Regions from separate parts of the Mus musculus genome. Here region 1 is linked to region 2. The links are chromatin loops, found by intact Hi-C in ENCODE. Cell type or tissue: left cerebral cortex. All regions are shown on one strand. Each heading gives the region's core, and the rest is flanking DNA. Links, peaks and the distances in the headings are about the cores only.

Region 1 (10,388 bases), core at 3,516-8,515, 89 kb after region 2:
GAGTGTCTGAAGACAGCTACAGTGTACTTACATATAATAATAAATAAATAAATCTTTAAAAAATAAATAAATAAAAAATAAAAACCCAAACTCATGAGCAGAAATTCTTTAAAAAAAAAAAAAAACATTCTGTTGCTATGGTCTGAGTTGCTGTTACTATACCTACCATGTTGGACTGAAACACTTTGAGCTGAAGCAAATCTTTTTTTTGGGGGGGGATGGGGTGGTAAGTTTGGAGACAGGGTTTTTCTGTGTAGCCCTGGCTGTCCTGGAACTCACTTTGTATACCAGGCTAATCTCGAACTCTGTGCTACATTGTCCCTGTCAGTTGTCCTATGGTGGTCACAGCTATAGGATTACAGTTACAGGTTACAGCTAACAGTAACAAATACACATGGCTACTAATTTCCCTAAAATGGTTTAACTGTGTAAGACCAGGGAATTGGTAAGAGCTCTGAGACGGAAAGGCTTCCGGAGCAGATACAATGGCAAATGCCAAGACACAAAGGGCTGTGGGTAAGAGTGCAGGTGTATGGCAAGATGCTTGGGCTGGGACAGAGGCAGCAAGCCAAGCTCGGTAGCCTTCAGACCACAGGGGCTGATGGGATTCTGAGTACTAGAGAGAGTCTTGGACGAGGTTGAGATGAGGCAAGGATGGCTGACTCCATGCTTCTAGGAAAGCAGCCATCAGAGGTAGACTACAAGCCCCACATGTGCCACTAGCTGAGTGGTAATGCTCCGTCTCGACACGGAATCCCCAGCTGGGGTCCTGGCTGGAATGGTTCTGTTAAGAGGCGATCTGATCAGAGTCCCTTGTGCCATCTCCAAGAAAGGCCCAGCAGTCTCCAAGGGGAGAGTGTTCCAGCTGTGGGGACCTGAGGGAGTCAGGAGGAGTTGCCTTTGCTCTCAGGGACAGTACCAGGTCTTCTTACTGAGCACCCCACCCACACCCCACCACCCCACACCCCACCACCCCACCCACACCCCACCACCACCCCACACCCCACCACCACCCCACACCCCACCACCACCCCACACCCCACCACCACCCCACACCCCACCACCACCCCACACCCCACCACCACCCCACACCCCACCACCACCCCACACCCCACCACCACCCCACACCCCACCACCACCCCAGCCCCACCTCAGTTCCTGCCTCTACCAGAGATGCCTGGGAAATAAGCAAGGCTAGAGCTTAAGCCCGGACTTGAAGCTGGATGGGCAAAGCTGGCTAAACACAGAGTCACTCGTGGCAGATGCTGTCTGCGGCCATGCCTGCGAATACTTTGTGAATGAATAATTTAAATAAAGTGGGAATCTCACTGAGCCCAGTCTCTTTAGCTGTGATAATGCTATGACTCAAAGCTTAAGAGGAGTACAGACAGGACACAGCCTTGCATATGTGCCTACCCCAGTCAGGTTCCTTTTTATAAGGCAGGCCCTGAGTTACTGGGAAAGAAGTCTGCATCCAAGTGGAGGTCTCGCCTGGCGCGCCCTGAGGAACCGGTGAGGAGGGAGGAGACAGAGGCCCTCAGAAGAATTAAGGTGCTCTGAACTCTCAGGCCAGACATGAGGATCCTAGGTTCTAAATGTTTCTGTCATGAGCTTGTGCTAGGTATGAGTTAGGAGATAGACACTTGAAGGGACTAGACACAGTACTACCAAGGCAGGAGACAGTAGGTTATGCAGGCCTACCTCAGAGATGGGACTGAAGGCCCAGCCTCACACTTTCCTTTCAGCCCCAAACCCCCCTTTTCGGACCTGTCCAGTGGTGGTGGAGTGGGGGACAGTGACCCCAGATCTGTGTCTGGTTGTATGGTGAGCTAGCTTGTCTCTTCAGCCCTCAGGCTCTAATCTACCAGCTGGCACATTTCTGTCCTTCACAGCTAAATACAGACCCCAGACCTCTTCCACAGATCTCCCATGACCTCCACAGCATTCCTTTTTGTGTGTGTGATGCTGTGAATAGAACCAAGGTCATGTCTGCCCCCACATAAACACCAAACTGTACCCTTCTATATCCAGCTCCATTCACAGCACAGTAGTGTTTTGTTTTGTGACAGTCTTATTTTGTAGCCCAGGTTGGCCTCAAACTCATAGCAATTCTCCTGCCTGAGCTTCCCCAGTGCTGAGATTACAGATATAATCCACCATGCTCTGCACACAGTGTTCCTTTGAAAGCATGGCCAGGAGAGAGAGAGAGAGAGAGAGAGAGAGAGAGAGAGAGAGAGAGAGAGGAAAAGGAAGAAGAAGGAGAAGAAGAAGAAGAAGAAGAAGAAGAAGAAGAAGAAGAAGAAGAAGAAGAAGAAGAAGAAGAAGAGGAGGAGGAAGAAGAGGAAGAAGAGAAAAGAAGAGAGAAGAGAAGAGAAGAGAAGAGAAGAGAAGAGAAGAGAAAAGAGAAAAATTTGGAAGATTGGATTGAAGTAGGTCATCCCACTGCCCTCCCTTGGACATCCCCATGGCCACTGGAGGACACCCAAGGCTCAAGATAGGCTTGGGAAGCTGGGAAACACCTTTCGGAAATGGAATGTCTGAGGCAGCTGCTGTGACAGAGTTCCTCACCCCACCAGCAGCCACTTAAGCTTGGGAGTTGATTTCTACAGTCACCTCCCCACCCCCACCAGGCCCAGCTGTTGTTTTGATGACTGTGGGGCCAGGCAGATCCAATCCTCAGCCAAGAGTTTCCCAGGAGAGTGTTCATCTTCCACCTCTGGGGTTGGCCAGCAGAAGGAAGGCAGCCTCATTCCGGAGGAAGCACTCCTGGGCCGCTTGGCGACCAGCTGGCTCCGTCATTCTGTCTGACCAGGAAAAGAATCAAAGCTGGACACGGATGAAGGCTGGAAAGCCCCAAGACACACAAGGCACCCTACAGACCGGACTCAGCCACACACTGGGCTACGCTTGAGACTACAAAATTCACTCAATCCTAGTTAGGCTGAGGTCTGACCCTGGCTGAGCCACACTGGCAAAACAGTGTGCTGGATCCTTTAAAAAAAAAAAAAAAGTTAGGTCTGGGCATGGAGGCATGTTCATAATTCCAATATGTGGGCGGCTGAGGCAGGAGGTTCATGAGTTCTAGAGCATCCTGGTTAGAGTTGCAAAAGTTAAAGTAAAAACAAACAAACAAACAAAAACAAAACAAAACAAGTCTGATACAATTAGATTCCAGGTAAATTATAATGAGCATATTTTTAACATATTGCTGGGCTTACAAGAAAATATGTCTCAAACAACCCCCCGCCCCCAACAATTAAACATTACAAAAACATAAACCAAGGGACCAGAGAGATGACCCATGGTGTTAAGGCACTTGCTACCAACCTTGACAACCTGAGTTCCATCCCTGGGACCCACAACTCCTAAAAGTTGTCCTCTCTGACTGTCACAACACACATACATTGTGGCACATGCACATCCATACATGTACACACACACACATCTAGCAACAAGCTAGAAAGTGGTGGTATACTCCTTTAATTCAAGCATTCGGGAGGCAGCGGCAGGCAGATCTCTGAGTTCAAGGTCTGACTAATCTACAGAGTGAGTTTTAGAATAGCCAGGGCTACACAGAGAAAACTCGTCCTGGAAAAAAAAAGTAATAACACAACAATAAGAAGCAACCAGCATATTGAAGGGAACTGATAGGAAAATAAAGAGTTCTCTGAACACAGGACAGAGAGACATGCTGGGGTGCAGAGAGGGGAAGGGGCGAGTACTCTGTATTGAGGGCCATGAGCTAGTGCCATAAGGGAACCTAAGATGACTGGTTGTTTTTGTCTCTGGACAAGACTATTAAAGTTAGTGCCTGCCTTAGGTTTCTATTGCTTTGATAAAACATCAGGATCAAAGGGCTGGAGAGATAGCTCGGTAGTAGCTGCTCTTCCAGAGGACCAGGGTTCAATTCCCATCACTCACGTGGCAGCTTACAACTGTCTGTAATTCCAGATCCAGGGGATCTGACACCTTCACACAGACATGAATGCAGGCAAAGCCACCAATGTATATTAAATAAAATAAATTATTTAAAAACAAACAAACAAATAAAAAAAAACTCAAGACCAACCAACCGAGCAGTGGCACACACATTTAATCTCAGCCTTTGGGAGGCAGAGGCAGGTAGATTTTTGTGAGTTCAAGACCAGCCTGGTCTACAGAGTAAGTTCCAGCATAGCAAAGGCTACACAGAGAAACCCTGACTTAAAAATAAACAGATAGGGGCTGGAGAGATGGCTCAGTGGTTAAGAGTGCTGACTGCTCTTCCAGAGGTCCTGAGTTCAATTCCCAGCAACCACATGGTGGCTCACAACCATTTGTAATGAGATCTGATGCCCTCTTCTGGTGTGTCTGATGACAGCTACAGTGTACCCATATAAATAAATAAATACATCTTTAAAAACAAAACAAAACAGATAGATAGGCAGGCCGGCAAACAGACAAAAGACAACCCATCATGACAGGTTTATGTCATCTTACATTTCCCAGATCTCACTACACTAAAAGTAGTCAGGGCAAGAACTCAAGGCAAGAACCTGGAGGCAGGAATTGAAGCAGAACCTTACAACCAAAACAGATCTGGAGGGCTCACTCAGTAGTAGAAGTAGTAGAATTTCTGTTTTAAAATTAAAATGTTCAAGGCTTAACCCTGGATGGTAGCACACACCTTTATTCCTAGTACTTGGGGGTGGGGAGTGGGGCAGAGACAGGCAGATTCCCTGAGTTCAAGGCTAGCCTGGTCTACAAATAAAATTCAAAAATAATAATTTTAAAAATACTTTAAATTTTAAAAATATATCCACAGCTAAGGCTATAGCTCAGTGGTAGAGTGCTTGCCTAACATTTATAAGTCCATCCCAGGACTACTAAAAATAAAAAGAAATAAGATATTCTATAAAAATAAAAAGAAACAAGATATTCTAGTTCTAGTATGTACGAGTCCCAGGAAGAGGAGAAGATAGGAGACAGGGAGGGAAAGGAGAATGATAATTTATGCGTAAGTAGGAACATGTTAGTCAAACTGTAGCATGCCAAATACAAAGATAAATCTTAACATTACCCACATTGTAAAATGAGCTCGTATTCTGCCACTTGTCTCAAAAGAAAGACCCCTGGTCAGAGAATGAGCTCCAGTTCTAGATATGCGCTGATACCTGACCCCGAATGCAAGCTGAGTGCTAGGAGCTGGAGAGATGGCTCAGGGTCCTTTAGAAGACAGCTGGCTGCTCTTCCAGAGGACCCAGGTTGCAGTCCTAGAACCCACATTGCAGCTCGCACCTGCCGGTAACTGCAGTTCGAGGGCTTGTGACACCCCCACATAGATACACATGCAGGCAAAACATCAATACACACACGCACAAAAATAAATAAATAAAAATAAATTACATATTAACAACGACACGCCGATCCTGCACTTACACTGAATCACTGATCCCAGATCCTATCTCAAACCTGATCCGGGCAATAGTTTGACCATGGACCCAACTGATCTTTTGTCCTGTACAAGGTCAAGACCTTGGAGGACTCAGCTGATCCCGCAAGTTGAGCCATGACGTCTGGTTGCTACTGGCTACACCGGAGCTTCTAGAATTATGCGTGGTTGGGGGGGGGGATTCAGAGATAGCTGCCAAGTCGGCTGCTGACCACAGAATTGGGTGGAAGACATAATATGCTTTTCTGCTTTTCTTGAAGGGACACCCTTTCTCCCTCTTCTGAGGGACCCTGTTGCCATCTCCTGGCGACTTCGAGCACTGCTCTCAGAGCCCCAAAGCAGCCGCCCGAGTCATCCACTTTACGGGGGTCGAGGGACCTGGGAGGCTCTTGACGCGCAGAGACCTTGAGGCGTCAGACCCAAGCACAGAGTTGTTTGTCCTCGTCCGGGTGGCCGTCGGCCAGATCTCCGCTGCTCCTGGGCGGGCGGCGCGGAGCCGGGGTCCTCGCGGGATCAGGCAGCGCAGGGCGTAGTCGCCGGACCAGGAGGGAGCGCGCGGCGGCGGCGAGCACCACGAGCGGCGGCAGGGAGAGCAATCCGAACACAATGAGCGCCGCGGAGCCGCGGTCCGAGAGCAGCGCTCGGCACCGTGGACCCGGAGCCGGATGAACCTGTGGACAGTGGAGGCGTGCAGTCAGGCGGGGAGGCCCCAGAGCAGCGCAGGGGTGAGGGAGGTCCTGGGCCCCGAGCTCAGGGCAGAGTCCAGAAAGAAAAGCGTAAGGCTGGGAGGCCTGCCTGGAGGTGGAGCCTGGACAGAAATGCGAGAACAGAACCAAGAGTGTGTGTTCGGGGATTCCTTAAGGAAAGGCCAGAGAACCTCCCTGGCTCTCCCAACCCAGTTTTCCTGTCCCCATATGAGCTTCCTTCCATGCCCCTTACCTGTTGACAGCTGATATGGCTCCATCTGGACTGTCACCCAGCTAGCATCGTTTCTCTCTATCAGCTTCAGAAAGGGGATATAGGGGTCGTCTATGTATAGGTCAAGCCTTAGATGAGCGGAAGCCTAACCAAGGTCAAGAGGGTTCAGGGAAGGGCTGTGGGGGGGAGGAGGTGGGGGGGAGGAGGTGGGGGGGAGGAGTATGAGGAGTGGAGAAGCACTGAGGACGGGTGAATCTGACAATTTCTTTTCCTATCTCCACATCAACCTCACTGACCAGGCCCTAGTACCTCCTGGTACAAAGCTAAGAGGCCTGGGGGGGGGGGGCGGGGGGGGGGAAGCAAGACAGCTGTTCACCGAGTAACAAAGAGACTTTCTTTGACTGCAGCTGGCAGGGATGTTGGCATAACAGGAGGATGCATATATCTCTGGTTACAAAGGGGCAAGGCTAGAAGGGGGTAGATTCACCTTCAACCCCAAGGACTTGAACCTCCACAGAACTCTCACTTCCCCACTTCCCGGGGACTAACCAATGGCTACTGCTCACCCTTGAGTGACACAGGAATCCCAGGTAGACAACGGCAGCTGCTGGTAGCAACACCAGCAGGAAGACTGTTCCAGGTAGCAGCAGATGAAGCAGGAACCCAACTAGAGCCCGGCCAGACAGCACCAGGGTCCCGAGGCCTCGGGTGGCCAGGATAGGAGCCAGGACTGAGATGTGGTAATCAGTAGGCCTTCTTCGGGGTAGCATGGGTGCTGTGTCTGAGGCAACGCCTTCATCCTCTTCTGTCTCCCTTTCCTGCTCACTCATGTCGTGCCGCGGGGCTTGAAGGATGTTCCCCCAAGATCACAGTGGTAGGCAGCAGGCCTAATCCCCCTCCTCCAACCACCCTAGGCCCAGACTAGAGAGCCTTTTACCCTCCCCAGATTCAGTTCACATCTAGATCCTCGCCATCAGAGAGTAGACTCTCATCCAGTTTAATCTAGCACTGAATATCAGTCTCCAGGGCTACACCTCTGCCACAGTTTCCCCTGCTACCTTGTTGGGCCTCTTTACCAGGCAAAGGCAGGCAGCGCCTATGTGCTCGGCTCAGGTCTTACAGAGCTCTTCCCATCTGAGCACTGGGGCCCTCCTTTCTCTCAGCCCATCTCCCAGTTCTCCCAAACAATGGCTTCATTTCACAGATCTTGGCGATGACAGAAGCTCTATCAATAGCTGCCATTTAGGGACGAACTATTAACTCATTTCCCAGTACTAGCCCCTGCACTTCCCCTTATCTGACACCAGGTGACTTCATGTTGTGGAGTGATTCACAGCATGACAGGGTTGTACAGTTAGTAGTGCTTAAGGTAGTACCCGGCACAGAGTGGATACCTAATTAACAGCAGTTGCAGTTGCTCTGTACTAAATCCAATCAATCATGGAAGTATACAACAAGCCTTTCAGATGATGGGAGCATATAGTCCACTGAAAACTCCAGCCCTCTTCTGGTCTTCATAGGCACTAGGGATGCTTGTAGTGCACATACATACATACATACATACATACATACATACATTTGGGCAAAATGTTCATACCCATAAAGTAAAATAAATACATCCAAAAAATTTTAAGTGTTGTAAATTATCTCCTTACTAAGCACACATTCTTGTAATTTACACACACACACACACACACACACACACACACACACACACACACACACATATCCTCTTCCACTATGGCTAGACAAGGCAGCCCAGTTAGGGGAACAGGATCTACAGGCAGGGAACAGAGTCAGGTAAGCCCCAGCTCTGGTTGTCAGAGAACTCCCATAACAAACCACAACCACCAGCAACCAGCCAACAACCCACCGCACCTCTCAAGGCCCTAACATTTCTATACTCTGTGAAAAGTCCCCAGAATTACAAACATCACACAATCACAGAAATTATCCGCACCTGGCAAAATCACACCTGTTAGAGAACAAGACAAATGATAGCCATCTCCTGTGCACAGTCCAAAGCAGCTCCATATCCCTATGCCTAGAATCAAAATGAAAACACTACCTTATAATATTTCTGTGTTTTTCAAGGAAACCAAAACTCCAAAATTGTCAGTACAGGTTGTGAGTCACCTTGTAGGTGCTGAGAATCTAGCCATGGTCTTCTGTAAGAGTAACAAGTGTTCCTAACTGCTGAGCCATTTCTCTAGGCTCTGACATTTATTTTTGTTTTTGTTTTGTTTTGTTTTGTTTTGTTTTTTTGAAACAGGGTTTCTCTATATAGCCCTGTCTGTCCTGGAACTCACTTTGTAGACCAGGCTGGCCTCAAACTCAGAAATCCACCTGCCTCTGCCTCCCAAGTGCTGGGATTAAAGGCATGTGCCACCACTGCCCGGCCTATATTTCTGTTTTTTAAAGGAACGAATATTCTCACTACACATCCCACTATGAATGTTTATGTCAGTCCAGATCTTTGCTTCTTGTTGGCTAGCCTATGAAACGTACTTTTAAGGAGCTGGGATTAAAGGCATGCGCCACCATGCCCGGCTCGACATTTTATTTTTGATTATGTGTGTATGTGTATCTATATGTGGGTATGTGCACATACGCAGGAGAGTCCTCAGAGGCCAGAAGTGGGAGTCAAAGCTGGGCATGGTAGTACTACACACTTTCTATCCCAGCAGTTGGGAGGCAGAGGCAGGCAGAGCTTTATAAATTCCATGTCAAATGACATAGTGAGTTCTAGGCTAGCTAAGGCTATATAGTGAGATACATACTGGGACTCTATCTTAGAAGAAGAAGAAGAAGAAGAAGAAGAAGAAGAAGAAGAAGAAGAAGAAGAAGAAGAAGAAGAAGAAGAAGAAGAAGAAGAAGGAAGAAGAAGAAGAAGAAGAAGAAGAAGAAGAAGAAGAAGAAGAAGAAGAAGAAGAAGAAGAAGGAAGAAGAAGAAGAAGAAGAAGAAGCAGAAGAAGAAGAAGAAGAAGAAGAAAGAAGAAGAAGAAGAAAGAAGAAGAAGAAGAAGAAGAAGAAGAAGAAGAAAGAAGAAGAAGAAGAAGAAGAAGAAGAGAAAGAAAGAAAGAAAGAAAGAGAGAAAAGAAAAGAAAAGAAAAGAAAAGAAAAGAAAAGAAAAGAAAAGAAAAGAAAAGAAGAAAGAAAAGGAAGTAGTAGTAGGAGGAGGAGCCAGATCCCTTGGGACTGAAGTTACACGTGGCTCTGAGATGCCCAGTGTGGGCGCTGGGAATTGAACTTAGATCCACTGTAAGAGCAGTACATACTTGGTTTGATTTTTAGTACTCGTGATAGGTGGCTCCAGCTCCAGGGGATCTGATATATACTTTTGGCTCTGAGGGTACTCACATTGAAGTGCACACTCGGAAACACACACACACACAATTTATTTATGTGCATCTGTGTGAATGTGTAAGTCATAAATGCTAGGCCCCACTTTTATGGCCTGAATTAACCTTAGTTATCAAAGTCCCCACCTGCCAATATCAGCAACAAATATTTTTAGAAAGTATGTTTTTCAGGATAAAAGTGAATTAAAAATAATTCATTCATTTAAAAAAATGAAAGGAAAGAAGTTTTGAATGTGAACTTTGGGAAGACACATTCAAACTGCAGAATTGTTCCAGGAATTGTTTTAGGCTTTTTGGTTTCAAAGGAAGGGCTGCAATATGCTTGTGAACGATGCGGCTTTCCTGATAGCTTGGCATGGCTCCACCAAGGAAGAGGCCACAGAAGGTCTAGAAAGATAGGGAACCTGTGACAGGCCAAGGGAACCTGGCATAAACAGAATTACAGCCTCCCTGGATCCAATCTGATAGGGGCCTTTCCATCCTCCCATCTCCCCACGCCATGAAGCTGCCTCATGAAGGTAGCTTTCAGCCACAGGGGGCTTGATTCACTCCAGTGTCATCCTGTGTGGGGAAGGGGTGCTAGGAGCTGACGCCTCAGTTTTTCCCTGTGATTGGACTTTGGCTACTTTGTGGGTTCTTTTTCTCCCACCCTTCTCTACTAAATAAGAGAGAAAGAA
Region 2 (10,388 bases), core at 2,422-7,421:
TACAAGGACCAGCAGGCTGTAAGTGCTAAACAGAGCTGCCATCTTTCTCCTTTTTCAAGCCATGTTCAAGTCCCCACTGATAATAGGCGACATGGTGAACAATGATGTAGCTTCCTCAGCTTTGATGGCAGCAGTAGATGTGGCCTTGTTCTCCCTTATTGTCTCTTTGTGGCTCACCCTTTCGTTGCCTCTTACCCCAAACCTAGTGCCAGGGCTAAATCTGTGCCCACACTTCATAACTAGAGCCCAATGTAAGCTAGAATGGACCAGCTTCTTCTGCAGGATCTGAAACTAAGAACACCATGAAAATCCTCAGTCAAGTCCCCATGCTTCATAGCCTGCTTAAAAAATATATATATAGCTTTGCTAGCTATCTCTCTGGGCTGTGAACTCCAGCACATGGGCTCGCTTCGTCTGAGGTTAGATCTGGGCACGTGGACGAGGCACACACGCCAGATCTCTGGCATTGGCTGTGTTGGAGGAGGCACACACGTCAGATCTCTGGCATTTGCTGGGTTTGGTTTCCTTTTTAACCAGCTACCTGTTCAGGTACCTCTAGAGCCACAGCAGCTGATATTGAGGCAACGAACTCCTTCCATGAGCTTCCATAAGTCTGAATGTGCAGGCTCGGGCTGACTCACTTGCCTGAGCAGGGAAAGGTCATTCCACCCACACTACTCCTGACCGGAGAAAGAGGCTCTCCCAAGAGAGATGGAGTCACTGCTACTAGAAATTGAAATGGCCCTGGTAGGCAGCCCCTACTCTAAAACTCCACAACAGCCTCAATACCTGGAAGGACCTTGTGTTTTGGCCTCAGCTATGAATTCTGTGCTAATACTCCTCCATCTGGCTACCTAACCATGACATACTTTCTGGGCACCCTGCCTGTGACAGGCTCCCTTCCTTCCAGTTTCCAGCAGGACTACCCAGGAGACTGGCTCTAGCCCAAAGTGAAGCCACCTGTTCCAATCTGCTCCCCGACGGTGCTCTTTGTGGAGTGGTGTCTGTGCTGATTGGTAGTTTTGTGGGCAGGGACATGGAAAGATGTAGCAAGGAAGTCTTGGGTAGAAGTATGAACATGACTCCTAGTAGGGACCAAGTTCCCACGATTCTTGCAGGTTCCAGTGCAGAATAGTTGGGGCTGCAGTGCTTCAATACAGCCAAGCCCTAAGACTGTGCTGTCAAAGGACTAGGGACTATTCTACTTCAGTTGGGGCTTGGGGGTCAAGCTACAGAAATAGGAGTGGATCAGTATGGAATGAGGTGGTGGTGGGCTCCGTGTGGTCTCTGGGGACAGCATTTCTCTCCTTTCTTTGTTCAATAGGCTTAAAAATATTGGGTAGGAGCCGGGCGTTGTGGCACACGCCTTTGATCCCAGCACTCGGGAGGCAGAGGCAGGCAGATTTCTGAGTTCGAGGCCAGCCTGGTCTACAAAGTGAGTTCCAGGACAGCCAGGGCTATACAGAGAAACCCTGTCTCAAAAAACAAACAAACAAACAAACAAACAAACAAAAAATATTGGGTAGGATTTAGGGCCTCCTGTTGTGAGTTTCCTCTGAACCTGCTGTGGCTTGGCAGACCTTTACACAGCAATAGCCTTTCCCCTCTCTTTGTTTCTAGCTGGAAATATACCATAGATAGAATTATCCAGACAGGATATAATAAAATCCTTTTTCCCCATGGCCAGCCTCAACCCAGTGGAGAGAAAGCAGCTTTTCCCTCAATATGTTACATGTTCTAATAGCTTTTTGGTGGAGTCTCTGGGTTTTTTTTTCTTTTTTCAATTAATTTTTTTTAAAGATTTATTTATTTTATGCATATGAGTACACTGTCGCTGTCTTCAGACATACCAGAAGAGGGCATCGAATCCCATTAAAGATGGTTGTGAGCCACTATGTGGTTGCTGGAAATTGAACTCAGGACCTCTAGAAAGCTTTCTCTTACATGAAAGGAAGCTGATCAAGTGCCACCCTGACCAGGAAAAGGCCAGAATTTGTGAGCCCCACCCCCAGCCCCACTGGAAAGCCCCTTGCCCTAGGACAAATTTGAAGCATGGGTGAAGTCAGACCTAGGGCAGGGCTATGGCTAGTGTGTTTTCAACTCAGATCACTGTTCAACAGGGTCCCTGTGAATAGACACCATGACTGCAGCAACCTTTATAAAAGAAAGCATTTAATTGGGGCTTGCTTACAGATCCAGAAGTTCAGTCCATTATCATCTTGGTGGGACGCATGGTGGCAACACAGGCCGATGTGGTGCTGGAGAGACAATTGAGAGTACCACATCTAGATCAGGCTTAGAGAGAACACTGGGACTGGCTTGGGCTTTTGAAACTTTAGAGCCCACCTCTAGTGGCACACTTCCTTCAGCAAGGCCACACCCACTCCAACAAGGCCACACCCACTCCAACAAGGCCACACCCACTCCAACAAGGCCACACCTCCTAGTAGTAAGATTGAGCATCTAGCTGTCTTCCATCCAAAGATACCACATTATGTTGTCTTGCCCATTTTCCGTACCAATATTTCCAACTAATACCTGCAAGCCAACTGAAAGAAGGTCTGGATAATTCTGGACATGACCTACAGGAATTTCTGGGCACATTTACAATGATGAGTCTGCACTCTGCCCAGTTTAAGGGAAAGGTAGGAATAGGGTGGGGGCAGGAAGTATATCTCTTGAAACCCCTGCCCTCCACTGAGGACGGAGATCTTATTAGACTCTACAAATTGGAGAGGCTTGGTGTCGTGATTGGATCCTTCCAAGTTAGTCATGAGGTGCACAATGGCTGCATAGAGGCTTCTGATACTGAACTCAGGCTCAGTTACCGCTTGGGGTTTTCAGGATGACTAGGATAAGGGCTGTAGGTGTGTGGAAACACCATAGTCTACAGACACAGGAGGTAGGACCTAGAGAACACTGCAGCCCGCACACCCTCCGTTTCCTTTCCTGGCTAAGGTCACCTCAAAGGACAGTACGTACAGTAGGGTGAGACCACACTCGCCTCCCTTTTCAGTGCACCGTTGATCCTTAGCAGCAGAGCTTTTAGGCACTAGCTGGTTCTGGCTGCACCCCCTACTTAGCGCAGGCAGGGCAGGCAGGGCAGTCTCTTCAGGTGTCCTTTGGCCCTGACTCTGTTTGGTGACCGTGCAGGGGTGAGAATTCAGTGGTTCTGCCCGTCCCCCTGTGTCTCCTTGCTTGGTTGTTTTGTGTTTTTTGAGACTAGTCTCAAGTAGTCAAGGAGACCTTTGATCTTGCTGATTTAGGGCACCATAACTGGCTTGGTTTGATTTTATTTTATTTTTTTGTTTTCATTTTGAGGGTCTCACTAAATTGCCCAGGTTGACCCCAAACTCATTTGGTAGCCCAGGTAGGCTATTCTCTTTTCCCACTTCTTTAGAGATGTATTTATTTTACGTATATAAGTGCTCTCTCTATACATATATATAAGTGTGTGCACCTGTGTGCCATCAGATCCCATTATAGATGGTTGTGAGCCACCATGTGGTTGCTGGGAATTTAATCCACAACTTCAGGAAGAGCAGCCAGTGCTCTTAACCACTGGGCCATCTCTCCTGCCCGGGTGGGCTAGTTCTTAAGTAGCTTGGATTCTATCGGCCTGACTCGGGGTGGCTTTTTGTGGGGTCGTTTTCATTGTCTGGTCCTGAGCCTCTTCAAGAGCCAATGACGAGAAGGAACAATGAGATAGAGGAGATCTGCCTGCAACATCTCTTCAGGAGTGCAGAATAATCAATTTTCACCAAGTCAAAACCTTGGCCTCAGATTTTCCTCCCTAGTGGATGCCATCTACTCCAAAGATCCAGGATCTCAGAGTGAAGTTACATTTCAGTCCCTTTGTCCATCCTCTTGGTCAGAGCGGGCAGGACGCTCTCGGTGGCCACGAGGGGCCAGCACCGGATAGAGGGACCGTCCGGAGTTCTCATCAATTGTGGCAAGGGCCTGTCCCAGGACCACCGTTCAACACCCGCCTGTGCTAGGTAGACTTTCTCATGCCCGTGGGACGCGGCCCAGAGAGGGTTAAGGGGGCGGGACGTGGGGCAGCCCCGCCTTTGCCGCTGGGTCCGAGCGCGCACCGGGCCTGGGCGTGAAGCGGGTCGGAGCGGGTGGCGGCGGAGGGCGCTGCGTGGGGGGAGCGCGGCAGCGGCTGCGGCGGCGCGGCCCGCGTGACCCTCCGCCGCGCCCCGTGCGCTCGCGAGCCCGCGCCCCGCCGCGCCGGCCTAGCCGCAGGATGCGCGCTCCGCCGCTGCTGCTGCTGCTGGCTGCATGCGCGCCACCGTCAGGCGCCGCTGTGGACCCGACGCCGCCGGGCTGGGAGCCGGCCCCCGACGCGCCCTGGTGCCCCTACAAGGTGCTGTCCGAGGGCCCAGAGACGGGCGGTGGGCGCCTGTGCTTTCGCAGCCCCGTTCGGGGTTTCCGCTGCCAGACGCCGGGCTGCGAAACGTTGGCCTCGGCGGGTGGCTCGCTGCGCGCCCACGTCCTGCGCAATCGCAGCGTGCTGCTGCAGTGGCGCCTGGCTCCTGCAGAGGCGCGCCGCGTGCGCGTCTTCGCGCTAAACTGCTCGTGGCGTGGCACCTATACGCGCTTCCCTTGCGATCGCGTGCTTTTGGGTGCCTCTTGCCGCGACTACCTGCTACCGGACGTGCACGACAGCGTGCGCTACCGCTTGTGCCTGCAGCAGCTGCCGCTGCGCGCCGAGGTCGCCGTCGTCCCGCCAGAGCTGGCCGAGTGCGTGGAGTTCACCGCCGAACCGGCAGCTATGCAGGAGATCGTGGTGGCCATGACGGCGGTAGGCGGCTCCATCTGTGTCATGCTGGTGGTCATCTGCCTGCTGGTGGCCTACATCACCGAGAACCTCATGCACCCGACCTTCCGGCGACCCAGTCTGCGCAGGCAGCCCTGAAGCGCAAGGCGACCCGCCCACCTGGGTTCCATCTGCCAAGTGCGCTGAGACCCTAAGGCCCTCTCTCTGCTTTTCTCTCATTCCCTCTCCCTCTTTAGGATCCCCATGGAGGGCCTAATGGAAACTAGCCCATGCAGGGACCTTGGCATCATCCCACGACCTTGCCAGCCCCAGATGGGTATCTGCCTTCCAGACTCAGGCCTCAGACTGGCCCATAGGCCTGGGCTAGAGTGTCAATGGCAGCCAGGGGTCTTCTCCATCTCCAGAGGCCTTTATAGAGCCGGCCAGAATATACATTCCCTTCTGGCAAAAACCACTGGCACCCAGGATCATGAACCTGAACTTTCATCCTGTGCCAGGTTGTCAAAGCTTGGCCGTGATTGTTGCTTGGTCACTTTGTACTTTGCAGATTGGGAGGAGTGACCTCTGGAGCCTGTACCCACCCCACCTTACCCCAGTGGGCTTAGGTTAGCTTTGTGCCTTAGTATCTCTGACCCACTGCAGGAGCCACCCATCATCCCTCAGCTGTCCATGGGGACTGTGGCCCTGTGGCTGTCTGGCTTATGCATGCTTCAGGTCAGAGTCCCATTGAGGACACACCATCTTTGAGACTTCCAGGAGCCTGGGGCAAGGGTTCACAGGCCCTGTTTTGTCTTCCTTTGTGGGTGTCCGAGAAGCCAAGAGCCATGATGTAGCTCAGCAGGCTGGGCCCAGTGTCCAGCTGCTGCACCCAGGGGTGAGTGTCCTCCACCTCAGGAGGCTGGGGATTCACCCTTTCCTCTTGCTTGTACTGCCTTGATTAGGATTTTTTTCCAGGGTGGGGTGGGGGTTGGGAAGACGGGACGCTGAGGGACCCTGAGGGGCTGAAGGAAAGCTGCCAGCCTTGCCCCGCCAAACCTTTAACTGTGCTCTGGGTCCCAAGCCTAGAAACCTCAGTGGCCACAGTGCTACTTTACGAGCCCAGGTCTTCTCACACCTGAGCTCTGACCCCAGTGATAGTGCCCCTCCTTCTGCATGGCCAGAGGCTGGTCTTGCCTACCTCCTGATACACACACAGGCACCTGGTTGAGGTCACTCAGCCACCTTGTGATATTGGGAAGAATAAGGCATTGCCCCTGTGTCTCTGAGCCTGGGCTCTGACCACTGAACTTAACCTTGGCGATTTTTCCTCCCATTCTCACCCCAGCGACCGTGATGACCTGAGCCCTGGCTGGCAGCACCCGTGTCCTACCTCTCTGTCTTTGCTCTGCCCGTTCCCTGTGAGGCACTGGTCAGTTGCCAACATCTAAATGTCCATCACTCTCAGACCAAAACCACTGTCTTGTGTGTTTATTTGGAATGCTGGAGGGGAGGCTATGGGTGAGGGACGGGAAGGTGGATTCAGTTCCCCCAAGGGCCTCGGGCATTAGTCCAGTGGCTGGCCTTAAAGCTTTCCACTGGGATGGAAGATCAGCCCCAGACAGTATTCACTGGAATGCTGACTTACAGTTCAGGCAGGAGGACAGTCAGGGCGTCCATAACTTGCTTGTCCACCTTGAGATAGTATCTTTCTTTCTAGACCAGCTGTGTTGTGCGGGGGTTGGGGAGGTGGAACTAGCAGTGGTTAGAAATAGCCTCGACACACAGTAATGACCCATTTGAGCTGTGACAAGCAACAGTTAGGCAGCTTTAAGAGGGGGTCCTCTCCCCAGTGTGGCTTCCCTCTGCAGTGTTAAAGTTGGGGGTAGGACTAGGCAGAGAAAATGAACCTAGGCTACTGTGTGAGCCACTCACTCTCCATGCCTAGAATGTCCTTGGGACGCTTATGTTCCTGTAACCCTGAACACGGCAAAAGTACAAGACAGGGATGAGCCAGGTCTGATGAGTGACTCATCGAGAGGGGGTGGGAGGGAGGTTGGGGGTGTAGTGACGTGCCCGGACTTGTCTGAGGGGTGGAGGACATAGTAGGTTGTCTAGACAGCTAGAGCAGAAGTGGAAGAGGTTTGCAGTCCAGCTTTTCTCCCACTGCTGTTCTTTGGGGATCTAGGCTGTTTATGAGGTGTGTTCTGATGTCTTCAACCTGCATGGGCAGCAGCTGGCACGCTGGAAGTTCCCTGTCTAAAGTACCCTAGCTCCCTCGGCACAGTCTGATTCTAGAGCTAGAACCGTGTGGGCTCTTCTGGTGCCAAAGCTCTAGACTGCCCTAGGCCCTCAATGTGATTCAACTGTGGTTCAGCTGTTAGAATGCTTTCCTTGCAAGTGTCCAGCACCATATAAACTGGGCAGCGTGGTAGGTACCTGCAGCACCAGCACTCAGGACACGGAGGCTGGGGATCAGAAGTTCAGAGTCATTCTTAGCTACGCATCGAGTTAAAGGCCAGGAAAGAAAACACAAACAGGGCTGCAGAGATGGCTCAGTGGTTAAGAGCACTGACTGCTCTTGCAGAGGTCCTGAGTTCAAATCCCAGCAACCACATGGTGGCTCACAACCATCCGTAATGAGATCTGACGCCCTCTTCAGGGGCATCTGAAGACACAGCTACAGTGTACTTAGATATAATAATAAAATAAAACCTAAAAAAAAAAAAAAAAAAGAAAACACAAACAACAAAAATCCCCAACATACAGGTCAGACATATGGAGAGGAATGAATTGTACCCATTTAATTACTGTTCAGGTTTCCATGAGCAGCTATGCCCCAGCCCAACCCTGCTCAAGTGTGTGTCCCTTCTTAAAATTTTCAGTATGATCTCCAGGGACATTGTACATTTTTACCCAAAACAAGACCTTCGAATCTGCCTACCTTCAAAAACATAGTCATAGCATGTAACTACCTTAGCCTACCAGAATGACCCATAGCCATCGTTCTTTGCGTGAACTGAACCCCCATGAAAAGTGTACCAGCATTTCAGACCCTCCATGTGCTGAGTTACATAGAAGTGACTCAAAGCTCACTCACTGTACCCAGGACAGTAACACACCCTTTCAGAACACACAGTGTAACCCCACTGGTCACTGTGGCTAGTGTGACTCAGGAGATTTTTGCTTTTGAGACAGGGTCTTAGTGTAAAGCCCTGACTGCCCTGCACCTTGATATGTAGACCAGCCAGGCCTTGAACTCCCAGAGATCTGCTGCCTGGTGCCTCCCCACTGCTAAGATTAAAGGAATGTGACTAAGCCACGTGAGTGAGTGCTGGTGCTGCAGGTATGTACACCCCTCTTGCCTGCCTTCTGCGTCTTCCTCTACCTTTTCCCATCTTTCCCTCCCTGCCTTTTTTGTTTTTTTTGTTTCTTGTTTTTTTTTGAGACAGTCTCTTACAGCCTTGGATAGCTTCCAACTCATGAGTCAAAGATCAGCTTGAACCCTGACCCTTCTTTCTCCCCGGGTACTGAAATAATTGATGGACCACCAGTTTTGGTTTTATAGAGTACGAGATGTCAAGCCTGAGGTATTATGTGTGCTAGGCAAGCATTCTACCAACTGAGTTATATCCCCATCCCTATTTTGAAGTTTCCAGCTATGTCTCCGGGTTCTCTGATCTATTCTGAAATGCACAATATACCATTAATCCTATCTAGCACCCTTTTTTTCCCATCACACATAATAACATGTATCATAAAAGAACAAATTGATAAACTTTATAGAAATTTTAAGCTAGGTTCTGGGTTCAAATATATAATCTCTCAGCAGTTGGAAGGTGGAGGCAGGGCTATCCGACGTTCAAGGCCAGTCTTGGCTACATGAGCCTGCAGGTTGGTGACATGGCTCACTGGGTAAAGGCACCTGTCAAGCTTGACTTGAGTTTGAGTCCTGGGACTTACAAGGTGGAGCGAGGGCACCAACTCCTTGAGGTTGTGGCCAGACCTCTCCATGTACGTGCTCCATGAGCACACACACAAAGGAATGTAAATATCAGTATTTAAAGATTCTGCCTATTGCCAAACACGTGGTATTCACATGAGATATTCACATGATCTCATCACTTAGCAGGCTGAAGCAAGAGGATTGCTTGCCATAGGCCCTGTCTATGTTAGGGACTGAACTCAGGTCCTTGTCATGTTTGGCAAGAGCTCCTACCACTGAAGCTATGCCTCCATCCCCTCAGCAGTTTTTTCTCCCTCCCTTCCTCTCTCCCTCCCTCTGTCTCTGTCTGTCTGTCTCTCCTTTTTTGTTTTAGAGACAAGGTCTCACTATAAAGTCATGGTTATGCTGAAACTTGCTATATAGACTAGACTGGTCTTGGACTGAGAGAGATCCGCCTGCCTCTGCCTCCAGAATTCTGGGACTAAAGGTGTGTGCCACCATGCCTCTCCTCTTTGACTTTTTCTTAATCCAAATGGGAAGCATTTGCACACACACAGGCTGGGCATGGTGGCACAGGCCAGCACTCAGGAGGTTGATGATTACAGACCTGAAGGGGGCTTGAGCTTAGCAAGTGAGGCATTGCCCCCAAAACACAAAAGTCAAAACAGAATGAAAAGAAAAAAATCCCATTTCTGCTTCACTTCCAGGTATTAGTTCAATGAAAACTTCGAAAGTGTTTGTATGCACAGTTTACACGGAGATGCTCATGGCTGAAGTGTGAGGTATCTGTAATAGCCCCAGACTAGAAACAGCACAAATTACCATCTGCAGGTTGTTGATCAAAATGTGGTATGGCCAAACAGTGGAAAGCAACCAGCAATAGACAGCAGGAAAGCTGGCAATAGGGAACCTGGGCATGGTAGTGCACACCTTTAATCACAGCACTTGGGGACCAGAGGCAGGTGGATCACTGAGTTTTGAGGTCTACAGAGCAAGTTCCAGGACTGCCAGGGCTACTCAGAGAAACCTTGTCTCAACAACAACAACAAAAGGCCAGACAAAGGAGCAGGGCACTAGAACCCTGGTCACGTGAAGGGGGTCAGGATGTCAGGGTCATTCCCAGGCATAAATTGTCTTTGAGGCTAGCCTGAACTACCTGAGACTGTAATTCTAAAATATGCAGACCATAGTAACAGGCAGCAACGTTAGTGTTGACTGGAGAGTGGTGGGTTGCCTGGGGATATGACTGAGGGCTGGGAGTAGAGGAGGCGGGAAAGATTACAAAGTGGTATAAGAAATGTTTGAGTTTGATAAATGTGTTTTGTTAATTTTGCAGGTGTTTTCATGTATAGAGAAACATACTGAGTTTTATGACTTAAGTACTATACTTGTGATTTGTTAGGTTAGTTGTCTTATTCAAGCTATTAAAAACTTGTCCTAGCCAGGCATGGTGGCACTTTAATCCCAGCATTTGGGAGTTTGAGGCCAACCTGGTCTGCATAGTGATTTCCAGGCCAGCCAATGCTACATAGAGAGACTGTGTCAAAAAAGCAAAAGCAAAAGTGGTAGGGCTGGAGAGGTGGCTTAGTGGTTAAGAGCACTGATTTCTCTTCCAAAGGGCCTGAGTTCAATTTCCAGCAATGGCATGGTGGCTCATAACCATTTATAGGATTTGGTGCCCTC

The links. Hi-C counts contacts between places; a loop is a spot of excess contacts. Peaks named below come from ENCODE experiments on the same cell type or tissue, not always from the same donor. Only the 100,000 strongest peaks of a DNase experiment are listed, where the experiment ranks them.
Region 1: it touches region 2 in a loop (2.2-fold over the local background); 1 of 42 quality-filtered maps calls a loop at or near these places.

Annotation. Positions count from the first base shown.
Region 1 is chr4:155,778,424-155,788,811 of GRCm38, forward strand. Tmem88b (transmembrane protein 88B) reads right to left here and starts at 7,451. Exons shown (of 2, transcript NM_001033394.3): 1 at 6,916-7,451; 2 at 3,168-6,102. The coding sequence starts at 7,179. The coding sequence ends at 5,845. In left cerebral cortex, for the core only: CTCF peaks have their summits at 4,238, 5,768 (motif pointing left) and 7,660; DNase peaks (open chromatin) are centred at 5,213, 5,831, 6,164 and 7,560; H3K4me3 peaks cover 2,467 bases; H3K27ac peaks cover 3,025 bases.
Region 2 is chr4:155,690,252-155,700,639 of GRCm38, forward strand. It overlaps Fndc10 (fibronectin type III domain containing 10), which reads left to right and starts at 4,091. Exons shown (of 1, transcript NM_178699.4): 1 at 4,091-6,234. The coding sequence starts at 4,250. The coding sequence ends at 4,921. In left cerebral cortex, for the core only: CTCF peaks have their summits at 3,843 and 4,537; DNase peaks (open chromatin) are centred at 3,556, 4,110, 4,540, 6,184 and 2 more places; H3K4me3 peaks cover 3,494 bases; H3K27ac peaks cover 3,318 bases.